Linked DNA regions of Homo sapiens: region 2 is linked to region 1. The links are chromatin loops, found by intact Hi-C in ENCODE. Cell type or tissue: gastrocnemius medialis. All regions are shown on one strand. Each heading gives the region's core, and the rest is flanking DNA. Links, peaks and the distances in the headings are about the cores only. Region 1 overlaps LINC02278 (long intergenic non-protein coding RNA 2278). Region 2 has its middle 180 kb from the start of LINC02513.

What was found. Hi-C counts contacts between places; a loop is a spot of excess contacts. Peaks named below come from ENCODE experiments on the same cell type or tissue, not always from the same donor. Only the 100,000 strongest peaks of a DNase experiment are listed, where the experiment ranks them.
Region 2: it touches region 1 in a loop (2.4-fold over the local background); 4 of 110 quality-filtered maps call a loop at or near these places.

What each region holds. Positions count from the first base shown.
Region 1 is chr4:38,570,380-38,581,712 of GRCh38, forward strand. It overlaps LINC02278 (long intergenic non-protein coding RNA 2278), which reads left to right. Exons shown (of 3, transcript NR_146991.1): 3 at 73-3,581. Among named protein-coding and RNA genes, the nearest start is that of LINC02278, 12 kb to the left of the region's middle. In gastrocnemius medialis, for the core only: no CTCF peak of the experiment used is centred there; DNase peaks (open chromatin) are centred at 4,392, 4,732 and 5,162; H3K4me3 peaks cover 649 bases; H3K27ac peaks cover 2,095 bases.
Region 2 is chr4:38,184,098-38,195,430 of GRCh38, forward strand. No RefSeq gene overlaps it. Among named protein-coding and RNA genes, the nearest start is that of LINC02513, 180 kb to the right of the region's middle. RefSeq lists enhancers at 3,118-3,287, 5,460-5,629. In gastrocnemius medialis, for the core only: no CTCF peak of the experiment used is centred there; a DNase peak (open chromatin) is centred at 6,954; H3K27ac peaks cover 1,124 bases.

The DNA.
Region 1 (11,333 bases), core at 1,181-9,180:
AGACTTGATAGCTCTACACTGACCCTATCCCATCCCAACAAACCTAATGTTTGTATCTTCACTTCTCTGCAGATGGTTTTCACAAAGAAAGCATTCCTAATCACTCAGGGGGAACTAGGTCACCACCACAAATTGTCCTCCAGTTAAAAGCATGAACTCTTCTGGACACGAATTCTCTTCTGAGTGTGAGGATGCCATGACTGTGATACAGGGTAAAGTGGGATGGAGTGCTTAATCCCCAAGAAAGTCCATCAGGAATAGGAGAAGGCCAGTTTAAGAGCATTTAATGTTGTCCAACAAGTCCAACTGAAATCGGGAGTGGTTAATCCTCATAAATATAATATCTATCATTAGTTATTCAGGAAATATGGGAAGTCAGTACCAAGTCAGATGGTCCAAAACACGCAAGTCAATTAAGCAGCCTGAAAGAGGTGACACGAGGCATGAGTGATGCCCAAAGAAGGTGACACGCCCAGTGTAGCTGGTTACAAAGCAAGCCTCCTGATAGCTGGATGTGTTTTGAAATACTTGTAAAGTCCTTGGTAAGCATCTCCTATTCTTGTGATAAATAAACACTACCAAGGAAAAAGTACTAAACCACTCAACTGAAGTTTGAATTGATAAAGAATGGTAATGTGCACAATACTGAATGACCTTGGAGCCTCTTTGATCTGTGCGTTTCTATATTCAGCTCAAGGTCCCATTGAAACCAAGGAGTTTATGTTTGGGCCAATAAATAGAGCTAATAAAAGTTCACCCTTGGACTGGGACTCTTTGAATGGCTGGAACATGGGTCATTTATGGTGTTTGATGACTGTGAATGCCAACAAAACTACTACTGAGTATATATGGCTTCTTTTACACCCTAGATGAGAAAAGCCTGCCTGTAGCATGTAGGAGAGTAAAAAAGAGAATAAGCAACCTGATGCCACATATTGAAATTTCATTTGACAAATATGCATTGAATATCTACTATGTGGCAGACAGCCTTCAAGCAGGAGGGATACACAGATGAACCAAATGTAGGCCCTGCCTGTGAGACTCCAGACTGGACAGAATGCACTTAAGTCCACATAGCAGTAATACACGTCGGACTGTGAGGATGGCTGAGCAGAAGGAAGAGCAAGGAATTCTCTATGGGAAGACTCTGGAAGGCTTTAACAAGGATGTGCTCTTTAGCTGAACCTTAAAGCATGAGTGAAAAAAAAGAGCAGAAAAAGGTGGTGTTTTGAGCAGAGAACAGACACTGAGCAAGAAGCAGAAGAGCAGAGGAGCCGAGAAAGCTGGACAGAGTTCTAGAAATGTGGCATGGAAGGAATGAAAGGTCTGAGGAGGGAAAGGAGGTCAGGACCAACTACGAATGGTCTGGAATGACTTGCTACACGTGGATTTGACTTTATTTGTAGGCCGGGGGGTTGTAGAGGTTTTATATTTTTATACATTTATTTTTTAATTTTCATATTTCAACAGAGCTTGTTTCAAGTAATTCTTATGTAAAACATGAATGTATACAACAAAAACAAGCGGGTGATGTTTCATTAGTACAAACGTGCTTTTATAATCTTAACTTTATTAAGCTTGCTTATTCTTAAGTTAACCAATGAGAACAATTCTAATCGTCTGCACATGAGTCAAGATTTTGCACTCTGTGCAAGTGACTGAAAACTCAATTCAAACTAACTCAGGAAAAAAAAAAGTGGGGGAAGGGAGGAAGAAGATTTATTACCCATATAAATCCAGGAGGGGTTCTGGGATTCAGGAATCAGTTGATTGTGGGGCTGAAAGAATATTATCAAAGCTTCAGCTGATTTCTCAGCTCCATGTCCCCTCTATAGTAGCTGCTTCATTCTCAACATGAGCATCCTTGGTAGTCCCCAGGAACGCTGGGCTTAGAATCACCTTTACAAGCGGCAATCTTCCTTTCCTACCAAAGCCCACCACAGTCCCAGAACTAAGCCTCAGCGACCTGGCCCGCCTCACATGTCCATCCCTGAACCTGTGGCCAACACAATGGTGTATCCCAAATGAGCATGGTGGGTCCTGCATACATCCAGGTCTCGAAGGAAAATCGAGCTGCTGTCACCGGAAGGAGGATGCACAGGAAAAAAAAAACACAGTTTATTCTATTTTGACCAATGTGAAAATTTTAAATTTAGGATAAGGGATTGCAGGTTTATACCAGTTTTAACACTCACTTTGTTTCTGTATTTTATTTGCACAGTATTGAGAAAATTCTGATTCATTACTGGTAACTGTTTTTTAAATAGCATACCTGTTTAAATTACACCTGGAACATTCAAAATAGTCTTAAATTAAACTTGTGCCAAAGTGTAAGTAGGTTGAAAGTCTGAGCAATGGGAAGTTTTATTTCAAAGTTTAATTCTACAAACAATCTCCTCTGTTAATTTAAGTGTTCACTGGGAAGATGTTTCTCAAATGTATCTATAATATCTAACAAGAAATTCAACAATGTTACTTATTTTTTAAACTTAGTATCTCAGTAACTATTGCTCAAAGCTTGAGTGTGATAAAATTAATGTTTTGCTCTTTGAGTCATAAAGTTAGGTTTCAACTTAATTGCTGGCATGCTATCAGCAAATGTAAGCATGGTGATATTGCAACTTCACATTGCCAAACTGAACTCATTCAGTTTCTTGAAAAACATCAGCAAGTTTATGCAACTCTGTTATATCAGAGAACTATTTGCTAAGTCTCATTTGGGATACAATATTTAGTGATTTCTTGTCTCATTTGAAAGAGTAATAACAACACCTTGCCTCAAGACAGTTGGTAAGTGTACTTTCCCAGGAGAAAGTACACTGTGGAACCCACAACCCAATACATTCCCAAAAACTATAAAAAGGCTGAAATTGGAATCTCCTGTCTCATTAAACTGACAATGTAAAGGAAATCGCTAATCACTGTTTTTGCTTTTGTTTTTTGAGACGGAGTCTCGCTCTGTAGCCCAGGCTGGAGTGCAGTGGCGCAATCTCGCTCACTTGCAAGCTCCGCCTCCCGGGTTCACGCCATTCTCCTGCCTCAGCCTCCCCAGCAGCTGGGACTATAGGCGCACACCACCACGCCCGGCTAATTTTTTGTATTTTTAGTAGAGATGGGGTTTCACCGTGTTAGCCAGGACCGTCTCCATCTCCTGACTTTGTGATCCTCCCGACTCGGCCTCCCAAAGTGTTGGGATTACAGGCGTGAGCCACCGCGCCCAGCCTAATCACTGTTTTAAGAGATGCTCATGTCACCTTAATAGCAAGTGCTTTTCTGTGCAACTTGCCATGTCTTATTCAAAATCACATTTCACCAAGAAAATTCCTCAGCACTTTGCACCACTTCATCCCATTCTGCATAGCCTTATTTTCCTAATTGGGCTAACATGACTCTTTTCTTAGCCTGAGAGCCCTGCAAGGGCTGGAACTCTCTTATTATGTGCTTTCTCTCCATTGAGCTTACTAATGTATACTCAGAGCTTAGACTGTAAATGTTTGGTGAATAAATTATGTATGTATGTATGTATGTATGTATATTTAATGTGTTTTATTTACAAAAAAAATTAAAGGAAAATTTTCACCAAGCCATTGTTTCAAATAAAATTCTTTTTTTTTAATTTTTTTTTTTATTTTGAGACAATCTCACTCTGTCACCCAGGCTGGAGTGCAGTAGCGCAATCTTGGCTCACTGCCACCTCCGCCTCCTGGGTTCAAGCGATTCTCGTGCCTCAGCCACCCAAGTAGCTGGGATCACAGGCATGTGCCACCATGCCCAGCTAATTCTTGTATTTTTAGTAGAGACGGGGTTTCACCATGTTGACTAGGCTGGTCTTGAACTCTTGGCCTCCCAAAGTGCTGAGATTACAGACATGAGCCACCACACCCAGCCTCAAATAAAATTCTTGAGATTAAGAGTTTTTACACCCCTTATAAATAGCACACAAAACAAGAAACCAAAAACTTATCTCCTCTACAGAAATGTTTTGCAATGGCTATTTTGACCCCAGGACCATTTACATTCCTCATTCATTCATCAAACAGTTAGGAAGCACCTACTACATGCTATTAAACTGTCCCCATTGCTGAGGATATCTTCTGAAAGACATTAAATACAGTTTTTGACCTCAAGGAGTCTAGTCAGGGAGAATCATAGAACTCAAATCATCATCATGCCACCTGATGTGTGCCATAAGAGAGATACGAATATTACGTGGTGTTGATTAGGCTCTTTCGGGTTGCCAGGAAAAGAGACGTGCTCTGGTGACTTGCATTAATGTGGTTCATTATGAGGAAGTAGGGAAGAACAGGAAGCAGTTTTAGCAGCTGCCTGGCGGGTCTGGCAGAGCCAGGAATGTCATTCAGGACATAGTATACCTCCAGCCACCTGTTCTTCTTGACATTGCTTCAACGGCAAGCATCTGTTGCTCCTTCTCTAGTGCTCTGCCAGTGTGATGACTCAGCCACGCTCTGCCCTGCTTTCTCTGCTCGTGCTGCTAAATCCTCTCTGCATTCCTTTTCTCTCCTCCATGGCTCCCGCTTAGTTGTGGCTCCTACTGCCGTGTGGATATGGCTTGCAGACTCCTCTCAGGACGTCTGCCTTTTTCGGCCCAACTTTTTGGCTTAGTCCTCTGATAAGTCTCAAATTCAAAATGTGTGAAAGAGGCTTTGTTTGACTGGCCACTCATCATCCAGGGTACAGTGACCTCGCTGGGTGGAGCTCTGGCATCAGCCGCTGGCCACTGGACTCTCCATGGATGGCTGCCTTTGGGTCGGGCATCAGTTCTCAGTTCAGTGCACCATAGCCAGGGAAGCAGGGTCCTGGCAGAAATCACATCCACCCACGCAGAGAGCACTGTCTGCAGCAGCTCTCATCCCAAGAGTGGTGTGGCAGAGGCTGGCACTCATGCCAGCGCTGACTTTCCTCCAGCATGATGTCCCAATGTATTGATTGCCATCCTAACTTTGACTGTGTCAACCATTCAGCTTTGCTACAAATCATGTCAGAGCTATGACAGATATTTGAAAACACATTTTTAGAGCTATTTAAAATAACCAAAAGTTCACTTTGGGAGGCCAAGACAGGCAGATCACCTGAGGTCAGGAGTTGGAGACCAGCCTGGTCAACATGGTGAAATCCCATCTCTACTAAAAATACAAGAATTAGTCGGGCATGTTGGCAGGCACCTGTAATCCCAGCTACTTGGGTGGTTGAGGTACGAGATTCGCATGAACCTGAGAGGCAGAGGTTGCAGTTGGCTGAGATTGCACCACTGCACTCCAGTCTGAGTGACAGAGTGAGTGACTCTGTCTCAAAAAATAAAATAAAATAACCAAAAATTAAAAACAACTTGAATACCAGAGGAAAAGAAAATACTTGAATAAATTTTAATATATTTGTAAGGAATATCATACAACTGTTCAAAAATATGACTTGGAGAACATCGTGACAAGGGAAAATGCCCACTGATATACTGTTCAATAAAAGTCAGTGTATGCAAGTTATATAGTATCATTACTGAATTAATTATACACATTCACATATAGAATATAGAGAGAATAAACTGGAAAGATAAGCTGACAGTGACTGTTGATGGTGGGATGATGTGTGAGTTTTATGTTCTTTCTTATGCATTCATTGTATTTATTAACCTTTCAAAAGCTAAAAAAAAAAAGTAGTTCTCAATTATAAGATATAGAAAGCAGTATATAAGACCACATTATTTCAGTAGGCAAAGCCCATAAATTGGTTTGACAAAAAGTACAAGATATCTCGGATCCCATTTCCAGTAAAGAAGCAACATTTCCTTTCTTATTCATGACTATATTAGCAAAGAAAACAAAGATGACAATGAAATCAAAAGCATGACAGAGTAACAGGATGCACAGTGCCTACTCATGAACCCTGGGCTGTAGCTCTTAGGAGGATGTCTGGGTTGTCAAAGTACAATTCTATTTGGTGGATGGAACATGGGAGATGGCCTTCGGAAAACTATAATCCAACAGGAAAAAATGGAAATAACAGAAGATAATACAAAGGAGTATGGGAGCCCAGAAGACATGGTTAACTCTGCCTGTGAGAGGGAGGGGAAAATTTAGAAGGTTACCAACCTTTGAGCTGAGGCTTAAGTGATATTTATTGAATTTTCAAGGGAGTCCCGCAAAAAGGGGCACTTTTCTTCCATACTTGAATTATCAGCTGATTGAGAAATAAGATCAGAGAATAGAGCAGATGGGAGACCAAACTATCACATTTACTTGATAAAGTTGATATCGAAGAAGACTTTATAGCTTCAGGTAAGGTAAGTGGGTTTCCAATTCTGAACTCAGAAATAGACAGATTTATCCATCCAGTATTGCTAGGCCACAGCAAGCTTTATAATGGAGGGCAAGGCCCTTGGAAAACCTACACAGCAGAATCAGAGGAGAACACGTGTTCTCAACAGGCAGACTTACTCCAAGAAGAAAAGGAGAGGAAGAAGCTGAAATGCACACGCCTAATGTGGTGGGCTGAGTGTGCCCCACACACCCACACATACTATGCGTTTATATAGAGAAAGACATACATACACATATAGAAAGAGTCTGTAAATGTGAGCTCATTTAGAAAAAGGATCTTTGCAGATGTAATTAAGTTAAGGACCTTGAGATGAGATCATCCTGGATTAGAGTGGGCCCTAAATCAAATGGCAGGTGTTCTTAGAAGATAAGAGCAGAAGACAGACAGGAGAAAGCCTTGTGAAGATGAAGGCAGAAATTGGTGTGATGCATCTACAGGTTAAGAAACCTGGATTCAAACCAAAGATTTCAGAAACCCAGCACCCAAAACCAGGAGAGAGGCAGGGAATGAATTCTTCCTTAGAGCCTACAAAAGAAACCAACCCAGTCCACACATTGATTTTGGACTTCTGGCCTCCGGCACTGCAAGAAAATCCATTTCTGTTGCTTTAAGTTACCCAGTTTCTGGTAATTTGTTACAGTAGCCATATACTCAGTTTCTCCTAAACTCAGCAGGCTGTGAGTGGAGAGAGGAGGGGAAGGACAGATTATTCCCCAAGTGGAGCTTCCTCCACCTAGAAAATACTATGAGTGGGGAAGACACATCTCATTCAAAAATAATAATAAAAGCCAGTAACATTTTTCAAGTGCTTGCTAGACCAGCCACAGTTTTGAGTGGTTTTATAAAGACTACACCAGGGACTATGTAGAAGAAGGGAATTCTAGGCCAAGGGGAAAAGCTCTGTGGGGTTTCCCCATCCCACACACTTCCTCATCTATTCCTATGCAACTTCCACCCATTTCATGGACATTTATTTGGTCAAGGACAAAATACTTCCCACACACTTCCTCATCTATTCCTACACAACTTCCACCAAGGACATTTACTTGGACATTTACTGTGATTTACAGCTTTGAATCTTCAGGTATCCTACATCCTCTGATAACAAAAATACAGGCAGTGTTTGTTTAATTATAAAATTTTTATAAATATCATATAAGGCTTATGAAAAACATGGGCGTATTAGTCAGTGTTCTGCAGAGAAACAGAACCAACAGGATGTATATAAATAAATAAACAAACACACATACACACAGAGAAAGAGAGCGATTAAAAGCTTAAAATAAGGAGTGGACTCACCTGATTGTGGGGGCTGGCAAGTTCGAAATCTGCAAGGCAGGCCAGCAGCCTGGAAACCTAGGGAAAAGTTGATGTTGCAATCTTGAGTTCAGAAAAAATCTGGGGGTAGAATTTCTTCTTCCTCAGGGGACCTCAGTCTTTTTTCTTAAGGCCCTCAACTGACTAAAGGAGATTCATTCACATTATGGAGAGGAATCTGGTTTCCTCCAGGTCTATTTATTTAAATATCAGTCGCATGTAAAAAACACTTTCACAGCAACATTTCGGCTAGTGTTTGACCAAACTAATGTTATCATAGCCTAGCCAGGTTGACACATAAAATTAACTATTAAAATGGACTTTTTTATCTTTTATTCATTTTTTACATTGTGGTAAAATACACATGAAATAAAATGTATCATCTTAACCATTTTTAAGTATCCAGTTCTATGGCATTGAGTGCATTCACATGGTGCAACCATCACCGCCATTCATCTCCAGAACTTTTTTCATCTTGCAAACTGAGATTCTGTACCCATTACACAATAGATCCCCATGTTCCTCTCTTCCAGCCCCTGGAAACCACCATTGTCCTTTCTGTCTCTGTGAATTTCACTACTCTAAGTACCTCATATGAGTGGGATCACACAGTGTTTGTCTTTTTGTGACTGGCTTATTATACCTACCGTAATGTCTTCAAGGTTCATCCATGTTGTAGCATATGACAGGATTTCTTTCTTTTTTAAGGCTGAATAATATTCCATTGTATGTATAGACCACATTTTGTTTCTCTGTTCATCTGTCACTGGACATTTTGGTTGCTCCCACCTTTTGGCTATTGTGAACAATGTTGCTATGAGTATTGGTGTATAAGTCTCTGTTCAAATCCCTGTTGTTAATTATTTTTTGTGTGTATGTCCAGAAGTGGAATTGCTGGCTCATATAGTAATTCTATGTTTAATTTTTTACTGTTTTACTATGTTATAGTCAGCATTTTAAAATTTGTATCAGGGCCGGACATGGTGGCTCATGCCTGTAATCCTAGCACTTTGGGAGGCTGAGGAGGGTGAATCACCTGAGGTCTGAGGTTCAAGACCAGCCTGGCCAACATGGTGAAACCCTGTCTCTACTAAAAATACAAAAAATTGGCCAGGCATGGTGGCAGGCATCTGTAACCCCAGCTACTCAGGAGGCTGAGGCAGGAGAATCACTTGAACCCAGGAGGCAGAGGTTGCAGTGAGCCAAGATGGCGCCATTGAACTCCAGCCTGGGCAACAAGAGTGAAACTCCGTCTCAAAACAAAATAAACAAAACAAAACAAAACTTGTATCAGAAGACAGGACAAACAGTTGCCTAAGAAAGCCAATATATACATTAGTACTCAGATTGCAGCCACACATCCAAAGGTGGGCAAAAACACTCAAAGACCAATCAAAATACATTATGGATACTGCAGGTTGACTATCCAGCCTCCACTCTACCCTTCTTCTTTCCTAAGAGAACCCTAGTTTTATTCATATAATCTCCTCTTTCCTACAGAGTCATGTTCCTTGGGGTAAACAAACACTAGCTTTAGGAATGGGTCTGATTGATCTGAGGAGAATTCCATTGCCCTTGTCAGCAGTTAAGACATGCTTAGGCACATAACCTCATTTTGGCCAAGAAAATTAAAGAGAATTCTGGAGTGAGACTCCTGGAAAATTATTCTTCATTCTTAAGAAAGCACCATAGGAAGAGGCCCTCCTATTCTCCCTTTGGCATTGCCATTCCTGCATGTAACTCCTGGAACTGGCATAGCCAGGCTGCCACTAACATGAAGATGAAGCCCACATCAATGGTGGAACAGTGGAGAGATGGAAAGTATCCAGGTTCTTGATGTTAACATCACTGAACTGCCTAATGGACTCAGTTGGGAGCCCGCCCTACACACTTTGATCTACTTGATGACAAAACAAATTGACAACAAGTTTTGGCCTTCCGTGAAAAATCAATCTGCTTATTAATATGAAAAAAATAAAAACAAAGAAAAAGGATAAAGGTGAAAAAAAAGTATAAATTGCTCACAATCCCACTGTGTTAGTGAGAGTTCTTGGTGGCAAGCAACAGAAACCAACTCTGATTCACTTAGGCAGAAACATACTGGATCGGATGGATTATCAAGGAACTGACAAAACCAAAGGCAGGAGAACCAGGAGTCTTTCCCATGAGAACCAGATCTAAGCTTATCCCAGTGTTCACGCTACCATTGGAATCAGCAACACTGCATCCACGGCCACCATTCTCACTGTTTCGGCTGTCACTAGTACTATCACTACTGCATACTGCACTGGCATCATCTCTGCCACCACCACTGTGATGATCTGCTTGCTGACTTTCCAGACTTTCCAAGTATCACACCAAGGCTGTGGGACTAGGAGAGGCAAGCCAGCAGCCTATGGCACACCATTTAAGGAGGCACTCATGGCCGGGCGGGGTGGCTCATGCCTATAATCCCAGCACTTTGGGAGGCCAAGGCGGGTGGATCATAAGGTCAGGAGATCAAGACCATCCTGGCTAACACGGTGAAACCCCGTCTCTACTAAAAAATACAAAAAATTAGCCAGGTGCGGTGGCGGGCACCTGTAGTCCCAGCTACTCGGGAGGTTGAGGCAGGAGAATGACGTGAACCCGGGAGGTGGAGCTTGCAGTGAGCTGAGATCATGCCACTGCATTCCAGCCTGGGCAACAGAATGAGACTCCGTCTCAAAAAAAAAAAAAAAAAAAGAAAGAAAAGGAGGCACTCACTCTCAGGGTCGTACCAATGCAGATCAGCACTCTCATGACTCTAAGAATGAGTGCCTCCTTAAATGTTACCCCCTAGCACCCTAGATGCTTCTTTGCCTCACTTAGTCCCATTCCTGTGCCATCATCCAAGTTTCGGAATTTCAGCGTCAGTGTCCAAGCCTAGTTCATGTGACTACAACCATGTTGCTATGCAGTGAGCATTGAAGGGTCTCCCTCTTCAGCTTCCACATACAACTAAGGCACTCTAGCCAAACTACACACAATGGGAAATTGCCCCCTAATAGGAGCCACATCAGGGATAATGACTCTGAGCTGTTCCTCCAGTCTTTCTTCCATGCATAATACTGGGGTTGGGATGCAAAAATGACTTTATGTTTCTTAGCATAGTTTTTTGGTGCTTAGAAAATACACAACATTCTCAAGTGAAATTCCCCCCCAAATTTCTTCCTAACCAGCCTCATGCCCTGATGTCTGACTGTGTAACCCCCTGCAATACATGACTCGAGAAAATGATATAATTTAAGTCAATCACATGTTAAATTTATACTTTTATTGCCAATATTTGAGCTGTGACCAATTACACACTTTGTTAATTATTTTCTAAAATCATTGTGGTTTGCCTTTGAAAGTCCATGGATATCCAAGTCATTATAGGCAAGAAGATTGACAGTCAAAAACCCGTACACATTCTAATGACAAAATCCTACCAGAGAATCAACACCAATACTATTTTTTAAAAACCCAGAGTGTGGAATGCACTAAACCACTGGCTGATTTCACTTTAAGAGTAATACTTATAGAAAGGGGAAAAGCTTTTGAAGTGTAAGCAGTTTAACAAGGAGAGAAAATAGACATTCAAACGAATCATAAATGGAAGGAAACTGTAGAACAATGCAATGTTCAAACTGGCCATTCAGGGTAACTTCTTCTTTTTT
Region 2 (11,333 bases), core at 2,324-10,323, 390 kb before region 1:
TTGATTCCTTGAGATGAAAAGGGCCAGTCTTCTGACCTTTTAATCCACTGTCAGCACTGGCGCCCCGATCAGAAATTATAGCACAGGAGCCTAAGCTCAGAGCGACTACAAAGGGGTCAGGGCAGAGGGAATTGAAGACACAGATTCTATCCCCGTCTGGACTTTTCATATGGACGAGGGAAGAGGTTCATAGCCTCAGCTGAGCTGCAGGTCAGACAATTGGGGTGGATGCTCTTTTATTGAGCACCTGCTATATAGATCAGGATATTTGCATTCACTCTCCCATTTAATCCTCGCAAGAGGTTGTGAAAACACCGACATCGCTTCTATTATCCCCATTTAGAGATGAGGAAACCAAGTCTTAGCCAAATAACCTGCATAACGGAAGAAGCTGGGATTCAAATCCGGGACTTCAGAATGGAAGAATGATGTCAAATTTCCTCTCAACAGCAGAGATTCATGCAGCCAGTAGGGGAGCTAGGGCTCACCTTAAAATGGCACTAGGTGTTTGCAACTTTTTGAACAAAGGCATTTTTAGGGAACTAGTGGACAAGCGGTTGATTTGGCAGGAAGCCCGCCAGACAGCTAGAAAATGCAACTGGCCTGGGACCGATCAATCAATTTCAGGTTGCAGTATGTTTTTTCCCCTCCAAATCCATCCACTGAAAAGTCCTTGGAGTAGGAGCGGACTTGAAAAGAACTGCCAGGATGGAAAATACTAATTTTTTTTTTTTGGCATTTATTTTAAAAGGGACTTACCTAAAGCTCTCTAGATCCACTAAAGTATTACACAAGAAGATGGGTGAGTCTCAGGCTCTTCAATCAGAAAATTATTTCCATAGGTCAAAAGAGCCAAAGAATTTCTCAACTCTATTTACATTCTCAAAAAGAAAAATTTAGTCTGAGCATGGTGGCTCATGTTTGTAATCTCAGCAGTTTGGGAGGCCGAGGTGGGAGTGTCACTTGAGGCCAGGAATTCAAGACCTGCCTGGACAACATAGTGAGACCTGTCTCCACAAAAAATAAAAATAAAAAAATTAGGCAGTTTTGGTGGTGTGTCCTGTGGTCCCAGCTATTTGGGAGGCTGAGGCAGGAGGAACACTTGAGCCCGAGTGGTCAAAGTTACAGTGAGCTATGATCACACTACTGCACTCCAGCCTCGGCGACAGCAATACCCCATCTCAAAAATATAAAAATGAAAATAAAAGAGAAAGAAAGAAAAAAGAAAAATTTATTTCTAGGTTCAAACCCCATTTCCTTTTACCGACCTTAACTAAATTTCTATTTGTCATCTTTTTAACTGGTTTGTGTGACCCTTTTTAACTGGCTTGTGTGCCATGAATGTCTGATTAAGATGTTTGTTTCCGCCTCTTATACAGTAATCAGGCAAGGAAGCACAATCTCTGGGTCCAAGAGGGGGTTAGGGAGGAGGATTCAGTTAAACAATCATGAAAACAGGGCCCTGTGGTAAGATGGGAGGGGCAGAGTCCTCCCCCTCAAGGGACTTAGTGTCCAGTGGGAGACACACAGGCCACTGTTGTCCGGTACCCATGGGGCATCTCTGGGTTCCTCCAGCAGGGAGCCTGATTAGGATCCATGAGAAGCTTCTCTTTGCACCCAGAATCTCTCCTGTTCAATCCAGCTCCCTGTGGGCTCTTAATTGTAAGGCTTTACTATTCGCCAGGGAGACCTCAGGTTTTTCATTGATTAAAGAGAAAGACTCCTTTGACACTACAAAGAGGAACATTTAAATTGCCAGGTGATTTAATGCAATTATCTCTCCTTGGCCTGACAGGTTGAAATGAGCAAAGGAGTGAAAGGATTCAAGGAACTTAACATAAATCGAACCAGTTATTTTCTCACTAGCAATCAGCAGATTGAGGATGTTCACTGGGGAGACGGATGATGCTTCCTGCAGCAGTGTTAAGTGCATTAAAAAAGAGCAACTCAAGAAAATAATTTCCAATGCTTTCCAATTCTTTTGCCACCTGGAAACTTTCTGTTCATTTATTTTTAAAACTCATTTTTAATCTTTGTGTATTGAACTTCCATTGGGCGCCTTTGAGGGGCCTCACTGCATTAGTTTGCTAGCGCTGATGAAACGAAGTACAGCAAACTGGGTGACTTAACAACAGAAATGTACTGTCTCCATTCTGGAGGCCAGGAGGTCAGAGACCAAGGTAGCAGAGGGGTTGGTTCCTTCTGAGAGTGGTGAAGGAAGGACCTGTTCGGGGCCTTTTTCCTAGCTTCCGATGATTTGCTGCCATCTTTGGCAGTCCTTGGCTTGTAGACACATCACCCTGATCTCTGCCTTCATGTTCACCTGGCATTCTCCCTGTGTGCATGTCTGCATGTGCATATTTCTTCCTTTTTATAAGAACACCACCATTCGTATTGGATTAGAAGCCACCCTACTCCAGTATGATCCCATCTTGAAACGAATTACAGACAGTCCCCCACCTAATGACGGTTCCACTTACAATATTTCTGCTTTATGATTGTATGGAAGTGACATGCATTCGGTTCAGTATTCAATAAATCACGTGAGATATTCAACACATTATTATAAAATAGGTTTTGTGTTAGGTGATTTTGCTCCAGTGTAGACTAATGTAAGTGTTCTGAGAATGTTTAAGGTAGACTAAACTATGGCATCCAGTAGATTAGGTATATTAAATGCATTTTTGACTTAACAGCATTTTCAACCTATGATGGGATTATCAGGTCATAACCTCATTGTAAGTTGAGGAGCATCTGTACATCTGCAATGACCCTATTTCCAAATAAGGTCACCGTCTGAGCTACTGGGGGTTAGGACTTCAACATATGAATGTTAGGGGGATACAGTCCCACCTGTAACACTCCCTGTAGCCCTTCTCTGTCGCTGGCTGAAACCAGCTGGTTGACATGTGGACATCCACCTTCTCGCTTCTGGCATAGGGACTCACAACCCTGGGTACAAAATGGAAATCACCTGGAAGATTTTGAAAGAAATACCCAAGATGCCCAGTGGGATTTTCCCTAGCATGTGCAGGGTCCTCGGTACACATTGTTTGCTGGGGCACTTATCTATAAAAATAAGCTGACTAGAAAATGCATGACAAAATTTATGGGCCCATATGAGGTACAGTGATGCATTGAAGAAAAATTAGAATGGGTAGAAGAGAGTTACTTATGATTTATGTATTGTCCAGTTAGTGCACATAGAGATTCTTCGCGGGGTTTAGACAGAATCTCTTCCTGTTCTTTATCATCAAATGTACCATTCCTGATTAATTTCATATCTCCTACTGTAAGAGAAAGATAGCAACACTGTTATTACAATGCCAGGGCTCTTCAGAACAGTTTGTATTGAAAGAATAGATTTTGTTTCTGCTTTGCCTCAATACTGTTAATTTGAGGGTTGTTTCATTGTTAAGGGTCAACTGTCTCATCTGGTGTGTTCGATGTGATTATCAGCTCTCAATGGTCTGTTAAAGGTGCTTTCCCCTTGGTGAACAGAAAATGCAAGTCTTTCCCAGTATGCAAGAAAGTGTGAAGGATAATTCTTTTTTGGTGATGTGAAACTTACTCTTTAAAGTTTTCTAGCACAAACGTAGGATACTGTTATGGTTTGGCTGTGTCCCCACCCAAATCTCATCTTGAATTGTAGCTCCCGTAATTCCCATGTGTTGTGGGAGGGACCCTGTGGGAGATAATTGAATCATGGGGGCGGGTCTTTCCCATGCTATTCTCATGATAGTGAATAAGTTTCATGAGATCTGATGGTTTTATAAAGGGGAGTTTTCCTGCACAAGCTCTCTTTGCCTGCCGCCATCCATATAAGACTTGACTTGCTCCTCCTTGCCTTCCACCATGATTGTGAGGCCTCTCCAACCACGTGGAACTGCAAGTCCATTAAATCTCTTTCCTTTATAAACTACCCAGTCTCGGGTATGTCTTTATTAGCAGCATGAGAACAGACTAATACAGATACCTTCCAACCATGTTCTGAATCCACCAGGCAGTAATTACTACCTTCCTGAAATGTGGTATATTTCCATAGGGACTGCATTCCTGCCTGCCAGGCAGTGCCACCAGCCTGTAGGGTAGTGGCTTGTGGAAAGAGTGAGAAGAGCAGGCCTCTTCCTGCAACTGTCTACCCTCATCAGGCACGGCCTGAGACCGACAGCGACTGCGGGACATCACTGCATCTGTGGGAGATGAGAGGACAATGACCCGCAGGGTCTGTTTGCCTTTAGGAGCAATGGACTGGACAGCCACCCTGGGAAGACTGTGGAGCCTGCAGCAGGTGTGGGTGGCTGGCCTGGGTGGCCGCAATCAGGCGTGCACAGCTAATGTCGCAGCCCCTACTGCTCAGTGTGGAGGACCTTAGGAGGATCCCAGCATGGAGGGCGAGAGCCATGCACAACCCACACATGTGACTCAAGTGGGGTCTGCGGTGGATGGTCTGTAGCCAGGGCCCTGAACATGCCCTATACGCCATGTGAGTGAATTGCCCCAAATCAGCACCACTGGTGGCCTCACCTCTCATGCAAGAAACATTGCTCTGGGCAGTGGGAGTGGCCCAGGCCACCCTCCTAGTCGTGACGATTGCAAAGGCACGAGTCACCAAGCTCTGTGGGTACCTGCATCCTGATCCTTGCTCAGGGTGCCCCCGGGGACGATTCTGACAGTTCCTGCAGGTGTAGGCACGGATGTGCAACCTGGAAAATTTCAAGGAAGGTGCCCCAGGGCACAGGCCAGGATAGGCTGGCTCCCTTCCCGGGTCTAAGGGCCATTCTGCTGCCCAGCCGCAAACCCGGAAGATTCTGATCTATGGGGCTGGGGCGTGGCTCCCCCACCATAGGTATAAAAACCTCCTCAGGTGACTCTCCCGTGCAGCCAGGTTGAGAACCACAGTGACCTCGCTCACTGACTCACAAATTTGTTGGCACATTGGAATCACCAGGGAGGTTTAATACATTCTAAGCCTGGATGCCACTCCCTGAGTTTTGACTTAATTGGTCTGGGGTGTAACCTAGCATTGGGATTGGAGAATCAATGACCTCTCATTTGAGGTGGTTTTTTAAAACCTCCAGTGGTGCCCTACATCTGATTGGCTATCAGTTGCACACTTAGCTTGGAAGGCCCCTGGATGCTGGTTTTGTGGGAGAGATTCCCCTTGCCCACTCTTTCATTGCCTGATTGGCTTCCCTGACCCCACAGGTGGCATCTTCCTCAAGTCAACCAGCGTGGTAGTCAGAGAGGGCTAACAGGAATGGGGAAAAACTTTCAACCTCCAGAGGAGTGGAAATACTGGGACTGTGGTCACACCTGGTCAACAGTCCTAAATATGAGTGTGAAAAGTCACTTGAACATTCAGAGACAAAGCTCTGGTCTCTGGTCACCACCCCTCTTTTTTTTTGAGCCAGAGTCTTGCTCTGACACCCAGGCTGGAGTGCAGTGGCAAGATACTGCTCACTGCAGCCTCGACCTCCTGGGCTCAAGCAATCCTCCTACCTCAGCCTTCTGAGTCACTGGAACTACAGGCGTGAGTCACTGAGCCTGGCTCTCCAACCCCTTTTAGAGGCTTTTTAGTTCTCAGGCTGCAGTGTAAACTGACTTTCTCTGACCCCAGGGATGAGTCAGGCAAATGTGAAGCCAAGGGGTCAACATGGAGCTGCTTCTTCCGTGGAGTATCAATTTTATTTGACAATGTACATTTGGAAAGTCAAGTAAACTTACTGACTAGAAATGCACAACCTTATTTTAATATCATAATACATGAGAATATTGTAAACCATGATGCATAACTTGCATAATTAAAAATGAAAATCAATTATTTTTATTTTTACTTTTAGATACAGGTTCTTGTTCCATCACCCAGGCTGAAGTGCAGTGGTGGAATCCATAGCTCACTGCAGCTGCAAACTCGTGGCCTCAAGCAATCCTCTTGCCTTGGGCTCCCAAAGTGCTGGGATTATAATCATGAGCCAACACACCTGGCCAGTCTAAGACATTTTATGCTTGCACTGGATGTTTCAGAACAGGCATCCCCATTCCCCATTTATCTTGTATTAAGAGTTGTTTGTTAAAAAAGCTTGAGACCCACTGGAACTAGTAGGTTCAACCTATTTCTCTGTGATCTAAATGAATTCGCATAGGATTTTTCTCTGCTGGGGATGTTCTTCCCTCACTTGGTTACCTGATGAACTCCCATTTGCCCCTCAAAGCCCGCCTTAGATTTCTAGCATACCTTTCTTCTCCTGTCAGTGAGAGGTTATCACCACCTACTCTGTACTGTGCTTAGTACATATCTGCGTTTATGCTTATTCCGCATTGGTGTAATTTATTTGTTTATGTGTCTATTTCATCTATAAGACTAGATACTCTTTGAGGGCAGGAATTACATTTCATACATTGTTCTTCCTCATCTTAGCACCAGGCCTGGCATAGAGCAGATCTCAACAAGAGTTAGTTGATTAAAAGCCATGTTTTTCTTTACTTCTTAAAGAATAACTGAAAAATCCCAAACGCTCCAAATTGCTGCTAGTTGAAATTCAAAAGGAGATCGTTTTGGTGCTTTTTTCTGAGTCAGCTGTGTGACTCTGAGTATGCCCAGAAAACACAGGAGTTGCCCTGGCAGGGGGGTTGGTTATAGAGGGGTTGTCACTAGATCCTGGCCCCTTGGGGAAAGGGAGAGAGGAGGACATTGAAGAAGGGACAGTCCAGCAGCTGGCCCAGCTGTGGGGCCTGTGGTCTCCCCTCCTCTGCCCCCTCCCGTGCTCTTTGGATAGCCTTGTACTTACAGCCACTTGGACAAGCCTTAGCATTGTTTGCCTCTAGTGTAGGGTCAGAGGCCTTGTAGGAATGGCATGATTCTGCTTCCTTAAATAGTGACTTGGGAATGAAATGAGTAACCATGTCTTTAATTAGCCATACCCCAGAGGCCCGTAGGGGGTTGGTAAATGGTGGGCTTCCAGCCAAGATCAGCACTATGTGGCTGGTATTCGGTCCAGGGAGGCTTAGGGGGATGTTTTATTGGCCTCTCTCCCTCCAGTTGTCCTGTCAGCCCCTGATCCATGCTGTCGCCCTTTCAGCACGATGGGCTTCTCAAGACTGACAGAGGAAAGAAGGGAGGAGAGAGGCTAACCCAGTCTGCACATCTGTTAGGTTGGTGCAAACGTTAATTGTGGTTTTTGCCATTACTCGATTTTGCATTTACTTTTACATCAACCTTATATAATATCATGGGCCAGCCTCTGTGCCCAACACTGAGAAGGGCAAAATCAAAGGACTTTAGAGAAGGACTAAAATGTAACCCAACAAAAACATATAGTCCCAGAGCAGTCAAAGAAAGAGGGAGTGAAAGATATTTCAGAAAAACTTAAGTTCTTTGCTCTTTCTCCTTCTCCTTCTTCTTCTTCTTTTTTTGACAGAGTATTGCTCTGTCACCAGGCTGCTGGAGTGCAGTGGCGCAATCTCGGCTCACTGCAACCTCCGCCTCCTGGGTTCACGCCATTCTCCTGCCTCAGCCTCCCGAGCAGCTGGGACTACAGGTGCGCACCACTATGCCCCGCTTATTTTTTTGTGTATTTTAGTAGAGACAGGGTTTCACCATGTTGGCCAGAATGGTCTCGATCTCCTGACCTCATGATCCGCCCACCTTGGGCTCCTGAAGTGCTGGGATTACAGGCGTGAGCCACTGTGCCCAACCTTGTATTTTCAAACTCTGTAAATGGAATCTACACAGGCTACCCTTAATTCAGCCTCCTTCCATTTTCTATCCACTTCCTCACACCCTGAGTCTGCCCTGGCACTCTTTCCTCAAAACGCTGCAGAAAACTGCCCTGGCCTGTGCACTTTTCCCTTTACCCTTGTAGAGAGAAAAGAAATCTTTCTAGCCCGAGTCCACATGCCTTTCATCTCTACTAAATATCCTCCTTTCCTTCTGCCTCTTCATTTTTCTCTCCCTAACTTTTGATGCTATATTACAGAAAAGAATAATTCTGCAAGGGAAATCTTTATCCCCAGGGAGAGTGGCAAAAACCAATGGGAAAAGGCCTCTTTCGATGGTGAGGAGAGAGGAGACAGGCTAGGGATACTCACAAGTTAAGAACGTTGGTCCTGTCTCTTAGACTCACACAGTACTGAAGTGTGGATGTCCTCGAGCAAAAGCACAGAGGAGATCTGCGGAGTCTACCCAAGATGCTGAGGATTGCTTCCCAGAGACGAAATGCCTGAGTGGAGATTTGAAAGAAGGCTAGGAGTTCACCAAGAGACCCAGGAGAAAGGGATATCCATTTAGAGAGAATGACATGGGTAAAGTCATTTGGATAAGACAAGAGTCAGGTCCCTCATCCACTTTGTAGCTCCTGACCTCCAGACTTTCCAGAACTGTGACTGCATATGAGATTCAGGATACCTTCCTTTCAGCTGTTGATATTGAACTCCTAGGGTCCAAATGGGAACTTGATGGAGGAGATGCTAACGGGTCCATAGGGCAGGCAGGAGAGATGCTCCTGTCTTTTCCTGGGAAGGGAATGCAAATACAGCCACTATCCTGTGCCTGGGATATAAGTCTATTCCCTCCTGAGAAAGGAGAAAACACTTTGGGCAGGTCCGGGCAGGGCAGGGCAGGGCAGGGTAAGACTGGCTTTGCCCAGACCAACTTTGGTGCTCTCAGAAAGCAGGTAGAAAGCCTGACTATAAACAAGCTCTCTCAGCTTCCTCTTTATTGGATCCACCAGTCCTCAAGAGGTTTATTCTTAAGTTACTGTTCAGTCTGGGCTCAACCTGTCCTTATTTCTTCACTCCCACTACCTCTAACTTCGAACACTTACTTGTGCATCTGAGATTTTAAATAATATGGTATTCTGGAATGTTTGAAGCTCCGGTGTATAGGAATGGTGTTGCATGTGTTAACAGAGCGGCAGGAATTCTACAAAGCTCTCTCTGGAGCTTTGTGTGTGTTTTTCCCATACCAGCAGCATCAGAATTACCTGGGAGCTTGTTAGAAATGCATGTTTTGGGGGCCCCATCTCAGACCTATGGAACCCGTGGGGTGGGACCCAGCAATCTGTGTTTTAACAAGCCTCTAACATGCTCACATTTTGGACATGCTCAATTGAGCTAGAAGGCTATGTCATGCCGGGGAATTAGCCTGTGATGAGTAGGACTGAGTCCCCGGGTTTGCAGGTTCCAAGGCACAGAAAACACTGTTTATTTAAGGGACTTCTTCTCTGAATGGGCATAAAAGCATTCTTTGCCCTTTTCCATGAACACTATCAGCTTCAGAAAATGCCACATGTGTTGCATCAGAGGGAGACTTCTGACTTCTCAGCAGGTAAATGTACCTTGACTCCAAGGATGGGGAAAAGAGGGGGCTTCAGAAAATGCAAATAAGGCTGCCAGTGGCTGCAGGTGACCTCCACTGGAAGTGTTTCAGCTCTGAGTATGCCAAGTGCATTGCTCCCCTCAGTGCTTACTCTAGGACAGTTTCTGCCTGGCCCCTCCTTCAACTTCTCAGAAGCTGCTACACCGAATTCTTCTCCAGCCTGGAGCAGTGCAAGAGGAAATGGACTGTAACAGAAGTAGGAGAAATTCAAATTTACTATAAGGGACTTTCTGAGGGCAAAGCCTGGAACAGAGCAGGTTGCACAATCTTTTCTGTACATCTCTCTCAGGGGCTACAGGGCTTAGTGGTTAAGGCTAGTGCCTGAATTGAGTTCAGTCCTGGCCTTTCCATGATTTAGCTGTGATCTTGAGAAAATTGCTTAACCTCTCAGTGCCTTCATGGTCTTTAATTTTTAATTTTTTTAGAGATAGGAGTCTGGCCATGTGGCTCAGCCTGGTCTCGAACTCCTGGTCTCAAGCAATTCTCCCACCTCAGCATCCTGCCTCAGCCTCCCAAGTAGCTGGGATTATAGACACAAGCCATGGCGCCCTGCAGCAGTGCCTCCATGTTCTTGATCATAAATTGGGAATTATAATAGCAAGACACTCACAGGCATTTGTGAAGATTACATTAGATAATGCATCCCAAGTAAGCACTAACCCAGCACCTGGCCTGTAAGTGTTCACTAAATATCAGCTATTAAACACCATCTGTACCTAACTTAGTACAGGCATTCAATTTAATACATGCTTGCTGAGTAAATGATGGATTCACAGTCCCTGTCTGAAGCTGCTAGAAGACCATCAAAAATATACTCCCCTTCCATTCTGAACAATTAAATTACCAGGGAGTGGTCCTGATTCCCAAGGCTTAATGGAACTCTAGCAGGTATTTTTCACAGTGGTTTCCTATTTCTGGAATGTCTTCTCCGTTCTGGTCTGTTGTCATCCAGTAGGCTGTTAGTGGGGAATCAGAGTGACTTAAATTGCTCTCATGGACAGAGGGAGGAAACAATTAAAAAGAAATGGGAAGTGAAGTTTCTTGGGTAGAAGGACAAGGGTTGCCACCAGGTAGCATTTCCTGACATGACTCGGCTTGGAACAGTCTCTTAGCAAATTAGAAAAGTGGTCTCTGAGAGAAATCCATCTGCCCCTCCATGCATTGCTGGCAGTGAGCTCCTGAGAGAGAATGTCAAAGGTCATTGTTGGGGTCTAACTTCATCAGAGCTGATATCTGGTAGGGGCTTATTTCTTTGGTTGAGCTGTTTAGAGGAAGAGAGATTGGTTTTTTTTCACTTATACCTGTACTTATAGAAAGCACCCTTGACATCAACACATCAGACCTGGGACCATCTAATTATCTGGAGATCTCTGTTTTTCATTTACCGTTATACCCATATAATCTAGGTGGTTTCTGCCCCACTGTTGATCCCAGGCATTTTGCAGTGAGACTGTTAAAGAATTCCAAAGCAGGTGTGAAAGTGCAGAGCAGGAAGATTTGGAGAGAGCTTTGAGATTTACTCTCCTCCAAAATCCTCCAGCCATGCAAGGCACAGGACTGGAAGAGCAGCAGGAGCAGAAATCCGGAATCTGTGCTTCTGATTTTGCCCAAGTGGCCAGATTTCCCCTGTGGAGGAATCACCCAGTTCCTGCAATAGCCCTTCCCCCACCTCACCTCTCTCTGCAGGGACCTCCAGGTCACCCCTATGCCTGGATAAAACTTGATGGCTGCCATTAGAACTTCTGCTAATGAGGTGAACTTTTCAGAAAACTCAATATTTAAAAACAGGGACTCACAAAACAGATCAACTGGGGAAGTGGGTGATTATTTGTCTTTGCTATATATAGGAAAGAGTCAGTTTATAACATAATTATTTTTATGTGCTATTTTTTCCGCAGAGCTCAGAGAACCATCCAATCTAATTATGCCTATATGCATTGATTTTTATAGCATC